Linked DNA regions of Homo sapiens: all the other regions are linked to region 1. The links are chromatin loops, found by intact Hi-C in ENCODE. Cell type or tissue: Caco-2. All regions are shown on one strand. Links, peaks and the distances in the headings refer to the core of each region. The heading gives the core; the rest is flanking DNA. Region 1 overlaps LOC105374910 (a long non-coding RNA gene). Region 2 overlaps LOC105374911 (a long non-coding RNA gene). Region 3 holds the start of LOC105374910 (a long non-coding RNA gene).

What was found. Hi-C counts contacts between places; a loop is a spot of excess contacts. Peaks named below come from ENCODE experiments on the same cell type or tissue, not always from the same donor. Only the 100,000 strongest peaks of a DNase experiment are listed, where the experiment ranks them.
Region 2: a loop joins it to region 1, with 3 times the contacts of the local background. A loop is called at or near these places in 1 of 110 quality-filtered maps.
Region 3: a loop joins it to region 1, with 2.8 times the contacts of the local background. A loop is called at or near these places in 1 of 110 quality-filtered maps.

Annotation. Positions count from the first base shown.
Region 1 is chr6:8,230,120-8,237,276 of GRCh38, reverse strand. The region is part of intron 2 of LOC105374910 (a long non-coding RNA gene); the gene reads right to left. Among named protein-coding and RNA genes, the nearest start is that of EEF1E1-BLOC1S5, 130 kb to the right of the region's middle. RefSeq lists an enhancer at 6,922-7,157. In Caco-2, for the core only: no CTCF peak of the experiment used is centred there; a DNase peak (open chromatin) is centred at 2,816.
Region 2 is chr6:8,319,681-8,326,837 of GRCh38, reverse strand. It overlaps LOC105374911 (a long non-coding RNA gene), which reads right to left. Exons shown (of 5, transcript XR_007059438.1): 4 at 3,202-3,307; 5 at 523-990. Among named protein-coding and RNA genes, the nearest start is that of SLC35B3, 110 kb to the left of the region's middle. In Caco-2, for the core only: no CTCF peak of the experiment used is centred there; no DNase peak of the experiment used is centred there.
Region 3 is chr6:8,154,438-8,161,594 of GRCh38, reverse strand. It overlaps LOC105374910 (a long non-coding RNA gene), which reads right to left and starts at 3,414. Exons shown (of 4, transcript XR_001743950.2): 1 at 3,335-3,414. In Caco-2, for the core only: no CTCF peak of the experiment used is centred there; a DNase peak (open chromatin) is centred at 3,654; H3K4me3 peaks cover 889 bases.

The sequences.
Region 1 (7,157 bases), core at 1,861-4,360:
AACAAAACTCCATCTCAAAAATAAATAAATATAAAGGCAGAATGGGTGAAATACTTCTCAGCTATTGCTAAGCGTCCTCCTCAGATCTGTTCTGCACCAGGTCCTTGCTGACTCACAGATCCTGCTTTTTGTTCAGTCTTGGCCATGACTTCCAAAACTCACAGGCCACAGAGGGCAGGAAGGGGAAACATGAGTTTCCTTCAGAGTGGCCTCCTGCAATCATAAGGACCATCTTGGATGGTGTTTCTAGGCTTGTGTGGACAGTAGACCGGAACCTGTCCAGAAACTGGCTGGCTGGTCTACAAGGAGGCAAGCACAAAGTCAAGAGTAAGAATTAATTTTTTTATTATTATTATTCTTTTTTTCAGACAGAGTCTCACTCTGTCGCCCAGGTTGCAGTACAGGGGTGCAATCTCGGCTCACTTCAACCTCCACCTCCTGGGTTCAAACAGTTCTTCTGCTTCAGCCACCCGAGTAGCTGGGACTACAGGCATGCGCCACCACACCCAGCTAATTTTTGTATTTTTATCAGAGACGGGGGTTTCACTGTGTTGGCCAGGCTGGTCTCGACCTCATGACCTCAAATGATCCACCAGCCTCAGCCTCCCAAAGTGCTGGGATTACAGGCTTGAGCCACCGCACCTGACCAAGAATAAGAATTTGGAAATTTTCACCACCATTGGATAGAGTCACTATATGCCTGTTGAATCTAATCAAAAAAAAAAGAGATCCTATGTATTGTATGTCTCTTTCTATGAAACTCTTCCAGTAATTTTTATAATATATTATATTTTATCAAAGTATGGGCCCACAATGGATTGGATCTTTTTTTTTTTAAAGTTTTTTTAAACGCTGGCCCTGGAAAAGGACTGTCTTGAGCTGAGGTTATTGTATTCAACTTGCAATGGTCCTAGTAAAATTACGATGAACCAGGTCTCTATACAGAAAACTCTTTAAAGTAGAGAGGCAGGAGCCCACTGAGGGTCCCAGGGGGAATCTCCTGCCCGAAATCTGTTTGCCTTAAATGTCACGATGCCTGCAATTTTTTTTCTTTGAGCTAAGCATTTCTTCTCTGAGTTCTTTTATTTATTTATTTATTTATTTATTTATTTATTTATTTATTTATTTTTTGAGACAGAGTCTCACTCTGTCGCCCAGGCTGGAGTGCAGTGGCGTGATCTCAGCTCACTGCAACCTCTACCTCCCGGGTTCAAGCAATTCTCCTGCCTCAGCCTCCCAAGTTCTTGAAAGGCAAATCAATGTAGATACATTGATATCTGTGTGGGTTCGCCATTAGACTGATTTTCACTGAGTGTAGAAGGCAGACATTGACCACTGTTGCAAGAGGAAAAAAAGCAAATAACAATAATAATAAATAAAATAATTTGGGTTAAGTGTAGGGTTTGGTGGAGAATCCAAGAATCTTCGTTCTGACAGGGGTCCTTATGCCTCCACACAGCTTTTACTTCTCTATCTATCTCTGCTGCCTTCCACGAGGTTGCATCTCCCCACATTCCTCCCCGGGGAGTGGTCCTGACTTCTCCAGAATCTTTCTTACCCTGCTCCAGCCAAGAAAGAACCAGAAGTTCCTTCAGAGGAGGACAGCTAGAGTTTGCCCTTCCTTGGACTTTGTCCTTAGATCCATTCTCCACATTCCCCCTGCTCTGTCTGTACCTCAGGGATGGTGGTTTCCAGAATGCTTGTCCTCTTGGCTTCCACTTAGATTTGTTCAATGGGAGGTGCTCACAGAAGACTGGAGCACAAGACAAAGGGGGAACCAAAGATTCTCTCCTTCTCACTCTACTTTGATGGACACCTCCAGCAGTAGCTACATCTGTCTAGGATTCCAGCTTCTACCAAGCAGTTCCCATTGTGGTTCCAGAACCATCCAATGGAGCCAGCTTCTGGGATCTGGTAACACCATCTTTCCCTGTGTCTCTTCAGCCCTTCCTCACATTGCAAGTCTCTGAGCGCCCCCATAGTCCTGTCTGCCTCCTCAGTTCTTCTAATACCTATGTTATCAATACACTAAATTAAACTCTCTCTGTTTGAAATGCCCAAATTGATAGTTATTCTCTTGACTTGATATTCTTATGGGTAAGAGACCTAGTTGTATGGGCAACTATGTAACTAATATCTAGGCACACAGCTTGGGCAAAGAGATTTCTGACAGAGAATAGAATATGTGCATGTCAATCATGACTACAAGTTTATCACTGGACTGGAAGCTCCTTGGGCATCAGAATCCTGCCTTGTTTATCCTTGTATCCCCAACACATAATTGGTGCATATTGGAAGTTATTTGAAAATTTTGACTTTTTAAAAAGCAGAAAAATGAATGTTTTATTTGAATACTTTTAAATAAAGAAAAAAAATGTGTTCATTCTGTACTGTGCAGAAGTAAGACTACAGTCCTTCATTTAATCTTTTTAAACCACAGAAATCCCTGGACACTGGTTTTTAGACCAATCATTAGCCTAATATTTTGGTGATATAATGAGCCCAAAGGAACATAATTTTCCAATTAAAAAAAACTCAATCAGATTTGCCTTCAAAAAGGAAGAAATTGTTTCAGTAGAATTCCTTGCTGAAACCCAGATTCAGCTAGTCAGTTTCTACCTGGGCAAAGTGTACTTACTTGTAAGAGGTAAATTATCACATCGTAAAACTGTCTGGTGGGGTTCTAACTGTTTGAGGTGTTAAATACCTATGTCACCTTCAAAGAAAACTACTTTTGACATTTACTTCTTAGAAGAAAGGCAGGAGCTAAGGTAGGCGGGACTGGCCTCAGGCAAAATTGGGAAGTCTGGTAGATTGTTCAGTTACCTGCCTCCCTTCTTAACCCCACTCATCCCCTTTCACCTCGCTCTCTCTAGCGCGCGCTCTCTTTCTCTCTCTGCTGCTGGTGCTGCTGCGTCTCTCCTCACCTCCTTTAGAGTCTTCATCTACACTGAGCTCCAAGTAACTGATAATAGCTTAGAAATGGCCGTGTCTGGAATACGTACATTTATACAGTAAACAATTAGATCGGTGTTCCTCAAATTTTAGCAACCATTAGAATCACCTGGAAGACTATTAAAATACAGATTGTAAGGCACCACCCTAGATCCCCTTTAGGCAGTCTGGGTGGGGCACCAGGATTTGCATTTTTTTAACAAATTCCCACATGATGTTGCTGCCACTGTATGGGGACCACCCTTGAGAACCACTGAATTTGTGGTGATACCTACCAGGTTGGCTGAGGCAGGTTCAAGTCCTTCTGAATATGGGGCTGCCTGTTTCCACATTTCCCAAACAAGGACAAGCATCAGAATTTAAAGAATAAACCAACAAATAACCAAACTTTTTTTTTTTTTTTTTTTGAGACAGAGTCTCACTCTTGTCACCCAGGCTGGAGTGCAGTCGCATGATCTCAGCTCACTGCAACCTCCGCCTGCTGAGTTCAGGCAATTCTCCTGTCTCAGCCTCCTGAGTAGCTGGGATTACAGGTGCTCACTACCACACCCGGCTAATTTTTATATTTTTAGTAGAGACGGGATTTCACCATATTGGTCAGTCTAGTCTCGAACTCCTGACCTCAGGTGATCCACCCACCTTGGCCTCTCAAAGTGCTGGGATTACAGGCGTGAGCCACCACACCCAGCCCCAAACATTTTTTAAAAATACAAATTCCCCTGGCTGTACCTCCAAGATTCTAATTTGGTAGGCCCATGGTGGCACCTAGAAATTTTTTTAAAGCACCTGATCTGATGCTGAGGCTCAGGCCTTTGCGAACTCTCTGTTGAGAGGCCAGTGTGCAGGGAAAGACCATTACCTCTTACATCAGGCAAACCAGAGTTCCACCCCAGCCCCATTGCTCACCACCAGTGGAACTCTAGATAAATTACTGAAACTCCATAAGCCTCCATGTGTTCACTCACAAAATGGAATCTTTAGTAGCCTTAAAACGACCTCATTTTGTCAGCTCCCACCCTGCCTATCGAGAGGGCAACCTCTAACTCTGGATTCCATAAGGGAGAAAGAAAGAAAGACACTATGCTTGTCAATGACATTTTTAATTTGGGGCTCTCAACAAAATTTCAAGGTAGGGGGACAAATCTTCCTAATCTTTTTTAGTTGCAAAATAAACATTCTGCTCATCAGTTGCTTCTTTGCAAAGTGGTGGCTGCTTGGACAATTAGCATAACCCATCTCATTGTAGATTCCTTAAGTAGAGTAGCAGCATGTTTGTAGATGACTTTCAACAACAGGCTCTGATCCTGTCATTTTTCCCGCAACTCCTAGCTATATGATTTAATTGGGGAAAAATCTACCATCAAAAAATCTTAGAAAAAGGAATGTCAGATTAATTAATAAATTTTGCAGCCCCTCTTGCCACAAGAAAATGACGTGACTTAGCAGTTTCCTTAATTTATTCAATAGTTTTCAGAGGTGCTACATACTAGGGCTATATAGGTGAAGACCAACTCCTCAAAGGGCCCATGCCAATGAGTGTAATGGTCATGTAAGCAAATCCCTCAAATAAAATGTTGTGGGTTCCTGAAAAGAAGCATGTCAAGGGTACAGTGTCTCCTTAGGGAGAAAGTATGCTATAGCCTATAGAACATGAGGCTAAGCGTGTTTCAAAAAATCACTGGCAGATTGGGCGCAGCGGCTCAGGCCTGTGATCCCAGCATTTTGGGAGGCCAAGGTGGGTGGGTTGCTTGAGCCCAGGAATTTGAGACAGACTGGGAAACATGGCAAAACCCCATCTTTACAAAAAATTAGCCAAACATCATGGCATGTACCTGTGGTCCCAGCTACTCAGGAGGCTGAGGTAGGAAAATCGCTTGAACCTGGGAGGTTGAGGCTGCAGTGAGCTGTGATTGCACCACTGCATTCAGCCTGGGCAACAGAGTGAGACCCTGTCTCAAAAAAAAAAAAAAAAAAATCACTGGCAGCTCTCTAAAGGATAGAGGGAATGATTCATGCCTAGATGCAAGAAAAGCAGTTAAGTAAGTGGTTTCTGAACTTCAGCATGCATAAAAATCACTTGCAAAGCTTGATTTTAAAATACACATTCCTGGGAGCCACCCCAGATTCAGAGCCTGAAAAAGAATCCAAGAATGTGCATTTCCATGAAGTGCCAGGTGACGCTGATGCTACTGTCCTTGAGTCACACTTAGTCCAAGCCGGAGTTGGAAGCGTGTTGAGACGGCACGGGCAAATGTGTTGAGGTGGCTTGCAATCTAGTGATGAGGGCCTGGAAGGCAGGTCTACTTGTTGGAAAATGGATCATTCACAATACATTCATTTGGAGAAACAATGAAGCACACTTTGCTAGGGGCAACACCAAGATTGGAGGCAAGAAGACTCTAGAAATGTTATTTCTAGAGAAATACTAGATATTACTAGAGAAATGTGGGCTTTACACTCGCAGAACTGAGTTCAAATTTCAGCATTGCCACTTACTGACTGGGTGATTTTAAGCAAGTTACTCAATCTCTCAGACAATTTCTTCATCTATGATATGAGCAAAACAATATCAAACTCCAGAGATTTTTAAATATTAAAGGAGATGACATACATATAAGAGAATCTGACACTGAAGCCAACATTCAGTGGGCCCATGAATGGTAGTAGTAAGTGCATGGCCTCTGCTCTCTCACCTCACAGAGCCTAAAAGTTAAGGCTATTTTTAAAAGTTAATTTTATACAAGGATGATTTGAAGAAATTCTATATTCATGGTTAAAATAATGTTCAATGGAAGAAGTTTGTTTTTTTTGTTTTTTTGTTTTTTTTTTTGTGAGACAGGGTCTTGCTCTGTCACCCAGACTGGAGCGCAATGGCGTGATCTCAGCTCACTGCAACCTCCACCTCCCAGGTTCAGGCAATTCTCCTGTCTCAAACTCCCAAGTAGCTGGGATTGCAGGCGCATGCCACCATGCCTGGCTAATTTTTGTATTTTTAGTAGAGGCGGGTTTCACCATGTTGGCCAGGTTGGGCTTGAACTCCTGACCTCAGGTGATCCACCTGCCTCGGCCTCCCAAAGTGTTGGGATTACAGGCTTGAGCCACCGCACCTGGCCAGGAATAACAGCTTGTTAACAGTCGCCACCTCCTAAGGATATTTGAAGTTTAAATGAAATAATACATCTAAAGACCCCAACATGTGATTTTTTTTTTTTTTTTTTTGAGACAAGGTCGTGCTCTGTCACTCAGGCAGGAGTGTGCAGTGCCGTGGTCAGCGCTCACTGCAACCTCAAACTCTTGGGCTCAAGTGATGCACCTGCCACAGCTTCCCAAGTAGCTAGTACTGTAGCCACACACCACCATGCCTGGCTATTTTTTTTAATAGAGTCAAGGATCTAACTATGTTGCCCAGGCTGGCCTTGAACCCATGGCCTCAAGCAATCCTCCTGCCTCAGCCTCCCAAAATGCTGGGATTCCGGGCGCAAACCACTGGGCCCAGCCTGTATTTATTATTTCATAGAAACTCAGCAAATGCTGATTTATTTCTCCCTTCCTCCTGTTAATTCTAATGGAGGAGATTTCTAGGAAAGTCTCATGAAGTAGATGTGGTTTGAGCAGAACTCCAATTCTCCTAAGCCAGGGCTTGCTTTAGTGGGTTTTCCCCAGTGTTTTGAAGGGATAATATTCTATCAGATTGCCAGACCACTGCAACAACACTCCCCAGTGCTCCTAGACCCTGTTATGTTCAGCAGCACACAGATTGCAAAGCATTGTTATTGTCCTGCTAATAGATGTACCCTACCACCGAATCGCTCCTGTCTCTGTGTGATGAAAGGCAAGGAGAAAACCTGCTGAAGTGTAACATTTAGGATCAGAAACTTGAAAGTGCTTTTTAAAATTCTATCAGAAAGATCATGAAAGCCACTTTGGTCAAACTCACTGTGCATGTAAAGGGCTTTTTGAACTTTTTACCTTTTGGTGATGCTTTTGATCCGCAACGCACATGATCTCATTAAAAACATATTATTTAGCTTAAACTTGGAACACTTACCATTTTTTCCAGTAGCCTGGGGCTTGGGGCAGAACAATGCAGTTCATGGCAACATGACATAAAGTATCTGCCAGGATATTGCTGCAAAGGTATGCCGGGGAGGAGTGGACCCTCTGCTCAGACACTTCAGAGAGCTTTGCAAGGTGAGGTCAGC
Region 2 (7,157 bases), core at 2,802-5,301, 89 kb before region 1:
AAAATAAATAAATAAATAAATAAAGTAATTATCAAAAATAGTATACACAACCAAGCAAATATAATCGTATTTTATACGGAACGTAGGAATGAAAAACTGGAACATGTGAATCCACCTAATTCTTCCAATGACACTCTCCCAGAGTCATAAAAAGCCAAGTGCCTATGTGGATGGTTTTGTGGGATAAGAACACATGGGCAGCCGGGCGCGGTGGCTCACGCCTGTAATCCCAACACTTTGGGAGGCCGAGATGGGCGGATTACGAGGTCAGGAGATCGAGACCATCCTGGCTAACATGGTGAAACCCTGTTGCTATTAAAAATGCAAAAAAATTAGCCGGGCCTGGTGGCGGGCACCTGTAGTCCCAGCTACTCAGGAGGCTGAGGCAGGAGATTGGCGTGAACCCAGGAGGCAGAGCTTGCAGTGAGCAGAGATCGCACCATTGCACTCCAGCCTGGGCGACACAGCGAGACTCTGTCTCAAAAACCAAAACAAAACAAAACAAAAAAACACATGGCCATCTCCAATGCTTGTGATCCAGTGCCCGGGGCTGGCATGGCATGCCCGCAACCTAACATCTACTCTCGTGACTAGCACCGTCCAGATGCCAGGGATACACCTCACATACTTTGTGATCTCAAAACAAGATGACTGCTTCTCAGTGCTGTTATGGGTTGAGGTGGCCCCACTGCTGAGGTTAAAAGGGGAGATCGCACCACTTCAAAGCAGAGGGGCTTCAAGCAGAAGAAGCACTCGGTGTATGAAATTCTTTCTCTCAGCAGGAATACAATAGAATTATCCTATAAGTGCTAAATGTCCATTTTCTTGCTTCTCTTTATGTTCCAATTTGGAATCCCAGGGGAGCTCAAGGACAAGATCAGTATTCACAACAGATGTGTATGACTCATGGGATGCAGGACTTCAACTGTGTCATGGCAATGATATTCTCGAGAAAAATCATAGCTCGTATACAGTATTTTCTAGATTGGCCTAAAGGAGGGAAAAAATCTTGGTGAAACGCATGTTAACTTTGATATTACAACGACTTTAGTACATACAATGTTAAGTAAATCAACACAAGACGCTCAAGAGAAGATGCTCATATAAAGAATGAATTGAGCCCAGCGTGGTGGCTCATGTCTGTAATCCCAGCACTTTGGGAGGCCGAGGCAGGCAGATCACAAGGTCAGGAGTTTGAGACCAGCCTGACCAACATAGTGAAACCCCATCTCTACTAAAAATACAAAAAATTAGCCAGGCATGGTGGGCATGCGCCTGTGATCCCAGCTACTCAGGAGGCTGAGGCAGGAGAATTGCTTGAAACCAGGAGGTGGAGGTTGCAGTGAGCTGAGATCACACCACTGCACTCCAGCCTGGGCAACAGAGCAAGACTCCGTCAAAAAAAAAAAAAAAAAGTGAATTGCTTTGTACAAACATGAAATTCATTTTTAATTTGCACTGTTCATGGAATGTGGTTGGAACTGTTGCTTGCTATAAATATTAGCACAAACAAAAACTTAACTTTGGTTATTTTATTTTTTAAAGGATCAAAACTTTTTTAATTTTGGAAAAATACAGTTTGCCTAAATTGAAACAGGCTGCATGTGAAATGTAGAAAATTGTAACACTTCAATTAAAAATAAAATTAAAATAAGGAAACAAAACTGCTTGATTGTGAAGAAGATTTATGTAGAAATAATCTCCAAACTATTTCTATAGGCAACATTTTTGGCCCTTATGGATCAAGGCATAGTTTTCACTAAAGAGAGATCTGAACATTTTGAGCAGAGCATAGCTATTTTCATTTTTAAAAATATAATTATCTAAGAATTCAAAAGTTGAAAGAAGAAAAACTGAAGATAAACTATATGGAACAAAAGACCTGGTGATGACCACCTTACTCATGGTGTAAGTAATGATATTAATAAGATGAAATTGAATAATTGATAATGATATCTTCAGCAACAATTTTATTATATCATTATACAACAATTCCATTACAATGTTTCAACATGCATAAAAAAGTCATGGATTCATTCCAAATCAAATATTGCTTTAAAATTTTTATTGACAATTCTGTTTGCTAAACATTCTGCAAAGCAAGATTTCTCCAGATTGAAACTAAGGGAAAATATATACAAAGTATAATGATTCAGGAAATGTTATCTCATTTGGCATTACTATGAATGGAACCAAATTATGAAAATCTTGATCATAAAAATGTAATTAATGATTGTGCTAAAATGAAATCAAGAAAAATAAATCAATGAAATATATAACAAAATTCATTGAATTATGTATTCATTGTATGTCATGTAAATATCAACCCATCAACAGAACACTCAGATGTATAATTATAAATAAATTTGTCAATATTTTACTGACTTTCCAATTTACAAAAGCTATAGTTTTAAACATATTTTTCAATTTTGTCATTATAAAGATATATTTGTCAAGGTAAAGGAATGGAACATATTTAAAAGTGTGTCAGCTTGATTGCTAACTTTTAGGTATTCATATATCATAGCAGCCTTGCCCCCAGCCTTGCAAATGTTTGGGGCAAGCTGGCCAGGCCCTGACCAAGTCTGAGAAACAATAGACCATGAGATTAGCGGCCACAGTTGTCATGGGTGGATACCATAGAATGACCAGGGATAGGGGCACACCAAACATCCCTCAGCAGATGCCAGCCAGAATGCCCCAAGAACCAATATGAGGCTAGGCCACCCCTTCCTCCAAAACCTGGCAGTCATGGGCACCTCTCCTCAGGAACTATATTCCCTCTGCACCATACTGGAAAGCAGCAGAGTGGAATCTAAAAGACTGGTAAAATATAATAAAATCCTAAATTAAACCTCAAAAAAAAGTTAAACGATTGAATCAGATGAAGGGTTTAACTGGATTGTACTGTGTTACCTGTCAGCACCATCATTACCAAGTGCTGATAAGGAAGGTCAGGTTGATGTCTGAAAAATAAGGGAATTAAAATTTCTTTGTATATCCAAATGATAGTGAGAGTAAATAAACCCCACTGCAAGAGTAAATGAAGGCAGGTGGCAGAGGGCGGACAACCACCAAGGGACATTGCTGCTGAAGGCAGGCCCAGTGTGGCAGGAGAAGGGCAGGACACAACCACAGGACTTTCTGTCTTCAGACCCTATTAGACAACTTCCCTTGTTGCAAGCACACAAAGACTTTTACCTTTGATCAGACATCTGTGTTGGCCTCTAACTGGATAGCCCTTGCACTTGACATGGGGGAATGATTTCCTACTTTCACCCCATCTTAGTTCAGATTCTCTTCATTCCTGTGTCCATTCACAAAGAAACAAAACATTAGCCAAAGCAGCTAATTGATTGAGCTCCTAATGTGTGTTTTGTTCTTTCCCCTGTTAATAGAAATTAAAGCTGCTAAGGCAGAAATAATTTGAAGCCAGGCACAGTGGCTCATGCCTGTAATCCCAGCTCTTTGGGAGGCTGAGGTGGGAGGATCACTTGAGGCCAGGAGTTGGAGACCAATCTGGGCAATATGGTAAGACCCTGTTTTAACAAAAAATTAAAAGTACAAAAATAGGGAAAAAAAATTAGCCAGGTGCAGTGGTGCACACCTGCAGTCCTAGCTACTCCTACTCAGGAAGCTGAGGCAGGAGGATCACTTGAACCCAGGAGTTCAAAGCTGGAGTGAGCTATGATTGCACTCCAGCCTGGGTGACAGAGAAAAACCTGCCATAAAGAGAGAGAAAAGGAAGGAAGGAAGGAAGGAAGGAAGGAAGGAAGGAAGGAAGGAAGGAAGAAAGGAAAGAAGGAAGGAAAGAAAGAAAGGAGGGAGGGAGGGAAATGAACAGAAGGCAGGGAAATACTGGGTAGAAGAGGGCTGTTCCCCTGCAAAGGCCCCACCCTCAAGCCTGAGAACCCGAGGCCCTAAATAAGAACAGGCATTCCTGTTTTCATGCCCAAATGTTGCCTTTTGGCCCGCCATGCCCCCACCTCCCATCCTGTGTCCATATAAACCCCTAAACCCCAGGATTCGTGAGGAAAAGAGCAGCAGAGTGGTACGACACAGAAGGAGAAAAGAGAGGAAGCATCTGAACATCCAGAGGAGTTCGGCTAGGGGTGGTCAGAGAAGAGATCGGCTGTGGGATGGCTGAACTCCAGGAGAAGATTATCTTCCCACTCCATCCCCTCTCCAGCTCCCTATCCTGCTGAGAGCCACCTACATCACTCAATAAAATCCCTACATTCTCCATCCTTCAAGCCCTTGTGACCTGATTCTTCCTGGACATTGGACTAGAATTTGGGACGCACTAGGTGCAGGAATCCAAAAAGGCTGTCACACTGACTCTTCACTGAACTGTTTAACACTCAAGCAATCCCCAGACGGCAGGGCTAAAAGAACATTGTAATACACCTAAACACTGCCATGGGACTGGAGCCCAAAAGCACTCGCCTTGGCTCCTGCACCTGCTCACCTGCATGCTTCCCCTCCTGTAAGGGTTTTGAGCACATGGTGTCCAAATAAATGAGCCAAACCCCTGTTGCACATTCTGTGAGGGGGGTCAGGGAACTCTCCTGTTTCAGAAGGAAGGAAGGAAGGAAGGAAGGAAGGAAGGAAGGAAGGAAGGAAGGAAATTAATAAAGTTTTATTGGAACCCAAATGTGAGGATGGGCCCAGGAAAACACACCAACAAAAGTGGGAGTATTCCAGAATCTGTTATAAGTTGGACAGGCTTTCATAGGAGAGTTTAGAAGGGAGGACTCCTCACTCTACAGTTGTCCATTTCCACTGGAGGGCATAATATAGAAACTGCAATCATTGGTTACAGATTGCTACACAGGTGCTAAAATGTCTACCTGTGTGACAATCAGTAAAACCTCATGACTCAGAAATAAATCTGCGTCCTTTGTTCTTTGTCAGTAGGTCTTACATTAATCAGTACGTCAACAATTTGTATCACTCAATATAAGATTCTTTACTCAGGAACTGGGTGTCATCATGAATCACAAGACTTCCCCAAGGTTGGTTAATCTGAAAGCCTGTTTGCTCTTCAAGTAAACTGACAAATGTGATTTGTAGGTTATCACCACTATATGTATACTTTCCTCTTCCAGGTGATCAATGTAGACTGGAACAGAGGACACTTCCCTAAATGTTCTGCAGTGCTGAAGCACCCTCTCCTAAATTTTTATGCAGCATGAGGGAGACCCACTAATGAATCTGTCTGTGGAGCAGGATTAACTGGAAATTAATTGCATTAAAGAAAGAAATACGGTGAGGTTTTTTTGCATCTTAGCATTTTGGACTTTTGGACTAAAATGTGTATCCGCTACTTATCATTCACATTACAGGAGACTCCTAAAGACTGAGAAGCGCTTAAGTCCAACAGTAGGGAGTGAGGTACAATTGGGTGAAGGCGGTGGGTGGAAAACTCTCTGAATCAAAGCACATAATTGGTCCTATTTGCTCCTAACTTAAAAAAAAAATCCATGCTGCAAAACAAATGCCTTTGCAATACAATCTCAAATAGAACGTTAGGACTAATTGGCTCATTCCAAGGGCTCCAGATATAATAAGCAAATGTGTTGACAGGATATTCCTCCCATCTTTTTTGTTGTTTCTTTTTTCCCTTTGCAGCCTGGAAATGTTTAGAAATCTAGTTGGCATAATAAACAAACAAACAACTAAAAGCAGCAGTCATCTTCATTTTTAGTACTGAAAATGTAAACCCTGAACTTTAAACACAAAAGAAATCAAAGTGAATAAAAACAGACTGTGGAGCCAGGCTGATTAATAAACAGCTCAGTACATAATGAAGAAGGAATTGCATGAATCAAATCCCCAAGACAGTCTAGTCTAGAGTGTATTCTTTCAATTATAAAATGAGCCCTTAAAACAACAACATATGTGATCATTAAAATGGTTTCTTATTATGAACACAGCATTCAAATGAATTTCAGCATTTGCTTTTTAAAAACTTAAAAGAACAATTCTAAATGGTGGTGCGGAAACAGCTTGCAACTTTGATGTAATAATAATGTTTATCTGGTTTTCTTTCAGACTTCTTTTAGAAAGAAATGTTTTAAGAAACCACGACTATACAGATTTGGGGAAGAAAATTTGGAAGAGCTAAGAAACCTGAGGACTACCATGTGCTAATAGTACATATTAAAATCCTAAAGTGTGGAGAATCCTAAGAGATCCTAATTAAGCCTTTGCAAATTACAATTTCTCTGGAAGAGGCAGAGAGCAAGAAACAATTGCTGGAATTTTTATGAAGGGCTTTAAAAAAAAGCTGTGTAAATAAATACAGGATTGTATCTGGAAAATGGCACAACGGAAGAAGAACCAGAATAGGAAAACGCTGTCAAGAAAATCAATTAAAGCTAAGAGATGTCAGTGGCAGAAAGGAAGATTGCATTTGCAATAAAGGGAATAGCTACATGAAAATAGAAAGAGAAAGAGGGAAATGATAGTTCAAGCAGTGAACTGAGTGTTTATGGTCCTCCAAAATTCACACATTGAAATCTTAACCTCCAAGATGATGGCATGAGGAGGTGGGGCCTTTGGGAGGTGGTTAGGTTATGTGGGTGAAGCCCTCATAATGAGATCAGTGCCCTTATAAAAGAGGCCCTAGAGGGCTAGCCACTCCCTTCCATGTGAAGACACAGAAAGAAGGCACCATCTATAAACCAGGAAGCCGGCCCTCACCAGACACCAAATCTGCCAGTGCCTTGATCTTGGACTTCCCAGCCCAACTATGAAAAACAAATTTCTGTTGTTTATAAGCCACCTAGTCTATGGCATTTTGTTATAGTAGTCCTAATGGACTAAGATAGTCCATTAATGTCTACAACAATAAGCTCTATTTTTTAATGGAATTATTCTTTTTGTTTTCCTTGAGCCTTTCTTAATTTTAATAGATTTTTCTAAAAATGCTGTTAGTATAAGTTGGAACCTACTAGTTAATATGGAGATATTAAATGAATGTCACTATTATTAAGGAAGAGAAACATCATCAGTTGCATCAATTAGTATAATAAAACAGGAGAGTTTTTAAAATGAACTATTACCACCTTCCTTGGTGCATCTATTATGATGTGGACCAGAATGCATAAATAGACCCTGTGCACCACTGCTACATCTGCTTAGCTTGCTTAGAA
Region 3 (7,157 bases), core at 2,483-4,982, 76 kb after region 1:
AAACATTTTAAGGCCCTTCATTTTCTGTAAAAAGCAAATGAATTTAATTGTGCTACTTTCTAGCATTGACAGCTTTGGGGCTTTGTGTAACAGAAATCAAAGCAATTAGTTATTTCATTAATTTGATGGTGGAAAATTTATCAAAAATATCACCTGTCTTTGTGTACACTAGTGAATTGACTGAAGTTTTTTCTCTTTTAATTTGTTTAGGGTCATATAAATGACACATCAAACATAACTAAATAATCCAGCTTCCTGAAAATGCATCTCTATAAATCCTCTAAAATTTGTTTAGTTTTTAAAAAATCTTTAGCACTTTAAAAAAGCTAATTAGCCAGGCACAGTGGCTTAAACTTGTAATCCCAGCACTTTAGAAGGCCAAGGCAGGTGTGTCACTTGAGCTCAGGAATTCAAGACCAGTCTGGGCAACATGGCAAAACCCTATCTCTACAAAAAATTACAAAAATTAGTCGTGCATGGTGGCATGAGGCTGTAGCCCCAGCTACCTGGGAGGCTGAGGTGAGAGGATTGCTTGAGCCCAGGAGGCGGAGGTTGCAGTGAGCCAAGATCATGCCACTGCACTCCAGCCTGGGCAACAGAGCCAGACTTCATCTCAAAAACAAACAAACAAACAAACAAATAATCAAAAAGTGAACTCCTTACTAAGGACAATGCAAAGAATAAGCTAAGTTATGTGTAAGGTCAATGATGCCTCATGCTTGCACACTGCCTTAATATATTTTCTCTTTGCCATGCAAAGAGTCTGTGTCTTGGGAAACAGAAACTAAACCTAATGCATTGTTACTCTGGCTGCCACTTTGTTCAGGATTTAGAGACAGCCCATTGATAGACAATCACACAACTGTGAGGTTTTTCACAGATATATTATGATTTATGTATCCTGCATAAGGGAAGAATGTTACATTCTGATGATGAAGACACTACCTGCCTGAAATCTAACCCTGTCTTGTTCTCTAACCTGTAACAAAACCTTGCACCTGTCTTTTGAAATTCAGGGCACAATATTTTCTCCATTGTATAAGAATATTTTGAAAGCTGATTTTTTAAAATATAGAGCATTTTGAAAGAAAGTGATCTTTATACTGATAAACCTCTGAGACATTTAATGGCCAATATCAGTTTATCAATTCTGCTCTCCATGACGTTAAAATGCACCCTAACCTCTTCTTCATTGATATAAGCGTTTTCTACTAAACAAATTTGATGACAATGTAGCAGGTTACCCAACATGACAGACCACAGGATTAAACTACACACCTATCAGCAAAATTTTAAAACAAAAAAAATAAAAACTAGAAGCTGACTAAAATAACTAAATTGAAAATTCACTAGAGAAGTTCAAAAGCAGACCTGACCAGGCATAATAAAGAATCACCAAGCTTGAAGACAAATCACTTGAAATTGCTGAGTCTGAGAAACAGAAAGAAAAAAGAATGAAGAAAGGGAACAGAGCCAAAAGGACTTATGGGACACCATCAAGAGGACGAGTATGAAAGTTCAGAAGGAGAAAAGAGAGAGAGAAAAGCAGAAATCATTTGGAGAAGCGATGGCTAGAAACTTCCCAAATTTGAGAAAAGACATGTAGTTACAAAGAATCTCTGCAAATTCCAAGTAGGATAAACCCAAAAAGACCCACACTCAGATACATTATAATCAAACTTTAGATACTAAAGAGAAAGAGACAGTCTTGAAAGCAGCAAAAGAAAAGTGATTGATCACATATAAGAGGCCCTCAATAAAATTATTGGTGGATTTCTCAAGAGTAACCTTGCAAGCCAGAAGGTAGTGGTGCAATATATTTAAAGTGCCGGGGGGGGGAATCATCAACTAAAAATTCTATATTTGGCAAAGCTGTCCTCCAAAAGTGAGGGAAAAACCAAGACATGTTAAGATAAACAAAAAGCTGAGGTCATTCATTACCACTAGACCTGCCCTACAAGAAATGCCAAAGGGAATCCTTCAAATTGAAATGAAAGGATGCTAGACAGTAAATCAAAGCCATCTGAAAATATAAAATTCTCCGGTAAAAGTAAATACATGAAGTAAATACATATAAGAAACAGTATGATTTTAATTTTGGCTGTAATTTCACTTTTTATTTTCTATAGGATTTAGAAACAAATTCATAAAAATAATTGTAAATGATAATGGGTACATAATACATAAAGATGTAATTGATGACATTGATAAGATAAAGTTGATGAACTGAACTATAAGAGAATAGAGATTTTATATACAATTGAAGTTAAGTTGGTTTTAATTTAAAATACATTGTTATAACTTTAGAATGTTACAAGTAGTCTTCATGGTAACCACACATAAAATATCTATAGAATATACACAAAAGAGGCAGGGTATGATGGCTTATGCCTGTAATCCCAGCACTTTGGGAGGCTGAGACGGGTGGATTATGAGGTGAGGAGTTCAAGACCAGCCTAGCCAAGATGTTGAAACCCTGTCTCTACTAAAAATATAAAAATTAGCCGGGCATGGTGGCAGGTGCATGTAATCCCAGCTACTCAGGAGACTGAGGCAGGAGAATCGCTTGAATCCAGGCAGCAGAGGTTGCGAGCTGAGATCACACCACTGCACTCCAGCCTGTGCTACAGAGTGAGACTCCATTTCAAAAATAAATAAATAAATAAAATAAAAAAAAATTTAAAAACAATATACACAAAAGAAAATGAGAAGGGAATGAAAATGAGTCATTACAAAAAACACTAAGGAAGGCAGGAAATGAGGGGGAAAAAAGCTATTAGACATGCGGAAAACAATTACTAAAGTGGCAAATGTAAGTCCTTTCATGTGAGTAATTACTTTAAATGTAAATGGATTAAAATCCTCAATCAAAAGACATAAATTAACAGAATGGAGTAAATAAAAAAAAAAAAAACAGGACTCAACTATCAACTCCCTATAGGAGACTCACTTTAGATCTAAAGACATGTACAGGTTAAAAGTAAAAAGATGAAAAAGACATTCCATACAAATAGTAACCAAGAAAGATCAGGAGTGGCTATACTGGGATCAGAACAATATTGACTTTTAGTCAAACACTGTTACAAGAGACAATGAAGGACATCATATAATGATAAAGAGTGATTTCACCAAAATACATAACTATTATAAACATGTATGCACCAAACATCAGAACTCCAAAATATATGAATGAAATATTGGCAGCTTAAAGGAAGAAATAGATCTACAATAACAGTAGGAGACTTTGCTACCCTACTTTCAATAATAAATACACCAGTCAGATAGAAAATCAGTAAGGAAATACAAACATTTAAAGGCGCTGAAAATATTTTACCTCAAAATATGCCGTTTGTATTTTGAGAAGGCTATACACAGGGACTGCAAACACAAGAACAGCCTGCAAAGCTGTCTACTGAGGGGAAAGGTTACATCTGTAGAGGAAATAAAATGAAGTAAATAACAGATGCAAATAAGCTTTCTCTGAGACACTCCCCCCTTATCCAGATCTAGAAAAGATTAACTGAGAGTTTTAAACCTTTAAAGGTATTTGCTAACTGATAAGCAAATACCAAGGCTACCATTCATTCTTTCTGAGTGCTGATCCCTGTGACGTTTCATCTCCTTAATAAGATTACCTTTGCCCCATGCCTTTCGTCCTCTTTTCTCCCTCCCATAACCTGGCTTGGCACCATAACCTGTTTTGCCATCTTCCTCCAAGCCCCCATTCTTTCCGTAACCTCAAGAAGGTTTAAAAGCATCAACCATCTGGTCATTTCTTTGAGGTTTTCCTATTTTGTATGACTTCCATGCCCAAATGCACATTAATATATTTGTATGCTTTTTTCTGTTACTCTATTATCAGTTTGTTTTAAAGGCTCAAGTTAACCCTTCATAGGAAAATTTTAAACTTCCCTTAACTTGAATAACACTATGCACCAACTAGACCTAAAATATACAGAGCACTCCACCCCACACAGCAAAATACACATTTTTCTCAGGTGCACATGGGGAATTCTTCAGGATACACCATGGGCTAGAGCATAAATATGTCTTAATAAATTATAAAAGATTGAAATCAAACAAACTATCTTTTCCAATACAATACGATGACACTACAAATCAACAGCAGAAGGAAAACTGAAAAATTCACAAATCTGTGGAAATTAAACAACATACTCTTAAACAAGCAATGAGTCAAAGAATAAATCACAAGTGAAATTAGAAAATATCTTGAAATAAATAAAAATGAAAACACAACATATCAAAATTGATGAGCTAGGGCAAAAGCAATAATAAGAGGGAAGTTATAGCTATAAATGCTTACACTAAAAAAGAAGATCTCAAATCAACAATCTCATTAAACCCAAAGCCTACATTACCAAGTAAATAATAAAGATTAGAGCAGAGATAAATAAAATAGGGGACAGAAAAACAATAGAGATAATCAACAAAACCAAGAGTTTGTTCTTTGAAAAGATCAACAAAATTGACAAAGATTTAGCTATATTGGCTAAAAGTAAGAGAGAAGTATCAAATAACTAAAATAAGAAACAGAAAAGGAGACATTAATTCAATTTTACAGAAATAAAAAGAATTATAAGTGTACTATAAATAATTGTATACCAACAAACTGGAAAACCTAGATGAAGTGGAAAAATTTCTAGAAACACAGTCCCTCTCCCCGACTACAAATCTCATTGCACTGGTCCCGATACTTATTGTGATGGTCCTGAATGAAGTGTTTTTTACCAGGCTTTAGCAAGTATCATTAAATATTTTTTTATTTAACAAGGCAAAAAACATATACACTAAAAATATAAAACGTTGATGAAAAATAAAAGAAAGTATAAATAAGTGAAAAGACAACCTATATTATGGAAGTCATATTTTAAGATGTCTATACTATTCAAAGCAACTTATAAATTTAATACAATCTCTGTCAAAATCCCAATGATGTTTTATGCAAAAACAGAAATTTGCGTTTTAAAATTCATATGGAATCTCAAGAAAGCTTGAATGACAGTCAAAGCAGTCTTTAAAAGGAAGAACAAAATTGGAAGTCTCACACTTCCTGATTTCAAAGCCTACTACAAAGTTACAAAAATCCTAACAGTGTGGTACTGGAGTAAAGACAGATATATAGACCAATAGAACAGAACAAAGAGCCCAGAAAAATAACTCCCACATACATGGTTTAGTTATGTTTAACAAGGGTGCCAAGTCCATTTAATGGGGAAAAGACAATCTTTTCAACAAATAGTGCCAGGAAAACAGATATCCAGATGTAAAGAATGAAATTGGATGTTTACTTTATACTATCTCCAAAAATTAACTCAAAATAAATTAAATACCTAAACATGACAGCTAAAATAATCAATATTTACAGAGCATTCTGCAAAGAAAAGACAAAAGTTTTAGAGAATGTGACTATAAAGAAGTCATATGTGGGAGTTTGAGGGTTTATAAAGCAGTTTTCATATGATTGTGGTGATGGTTATATGAATGTATACATGTGTTAAAATATATAGAACTATATACACCAAAAAACAAGTCAATAAAATTTTTTTTCAGTAACATAGATCCCCATGTTTCATCTATGTCCATCTTATCCATTTTCTCCTAGTCATAGAATCCATATCTAAGCCCTCTCCATTGGCCACTGGAGTGATACTTGCACTTTTCCAGGATAAGAGAATAGCTAATAACCAACTTCACATGTTAGGCAAACACTCAACAACATCTTTAAGCAACTGAAGAAAGTTAATGTGCATTACATGTGTGAAAAGGCATTCCACTTTTGGTCTCTCCTAGCTCTATCATTGATCTCCCCTTAGCTTCAGGAGAAGTATGAAGCCAGTAAATATTAACCACCAAACATAGGCCAGAAGCTCCATGTACCAGACTATGTCTCTTGTCAGCTCCTTCTGAGAAATAATCAGACCTACATTTAATATACTTGTAACAATAGCAAAGTGCCTCCGGGATATGATGTGAAAAGTATAAGTCAGAAATCATTTTTGCTTTATTTATTATGCTGTCATTTACTATCATGTGGTAAAGGCCAAAGAATCTAATTCCCTTTGCTACTGCGATTATAGCAGCTTGCCTTTTTTATGCAGATTTCATGTTTAAACAATGCTTACCTGGGCTCTCCTTGTAACCCAATGTTGCTGATCTGGTCTTCCCACTGTCAATACAATCTGAGTTCTCACATGGGGAAAAGTGAATTCAACCCAAGTCACCTTGCTTTTACCTTGTCATCTTTTTTGGGTGTCTTCCTAAGATAAAATTGGAATATAGAATATATCTTATATGAATATGTTTGCCTCTATGTCTTTCACTATATGTATTTTAAACATACTTATGTTATTTAGATGTTGACAATGCGATACCAGGCCATACAGACTCAAGAGAAAAAAATCAATAATAGTGATCCTGTATTTAAAATGCTCATATTCTCTTCATCATAATTTTTTGCATAAATTTTAATTTTTTAAAATATTGTCCTGAAATATTCTCTTAATTACCGAGGTTTTTGGCAGCTCCTTAAATTTTGCAGCTGAGGCAAGTGCCTTACTCCTCTCACCCTAGCCCTGGATGACAGTACCAAAAATTTAAATGAAAAGTAATGGAATTTCCTTAAGAAACAATTCAGAAGACTGAGAAATATGCCTTATTGATTTGGCCATTCAGAATTGGGTTTTACCAACTGTATTAGGTTCCTAGGGTCACTGTAAGAAAATACCACAAATTGGGTGGCTTAAAACAACAAAGCTTATTGTTTCACAGCTCTGGAAGGGTCTGAGATCAAGGTGTCAGCAAGGCCATGCTGTCTCTGAGGGCTCTAGGGAAGACTTCTTGTCTCTTTCCAGCTTGTATTGGTGGCTGTCAATCTCTGGAGCTCCCTGACTTGCAGTTGTATCCTTCCACTCTCTGCCTCTTCTGCCTCTGTCACATCATCTTGTTTTTTGTTTTTGTTTTTGGTTTTTTTCTGGAGACAGAGTCTCACTCTATCCCCCAGGCTGGAGTGACGTGACACGATCTTGGCTAACTGCAACTTCCACCTCCTGGGTTCAAGTGATTCTCCTGTCTTGGTCCCCCGAGTAGCCAGGACTACAGGTGCACACCACCACACCCGGCTAATTTTTGTATTTTTA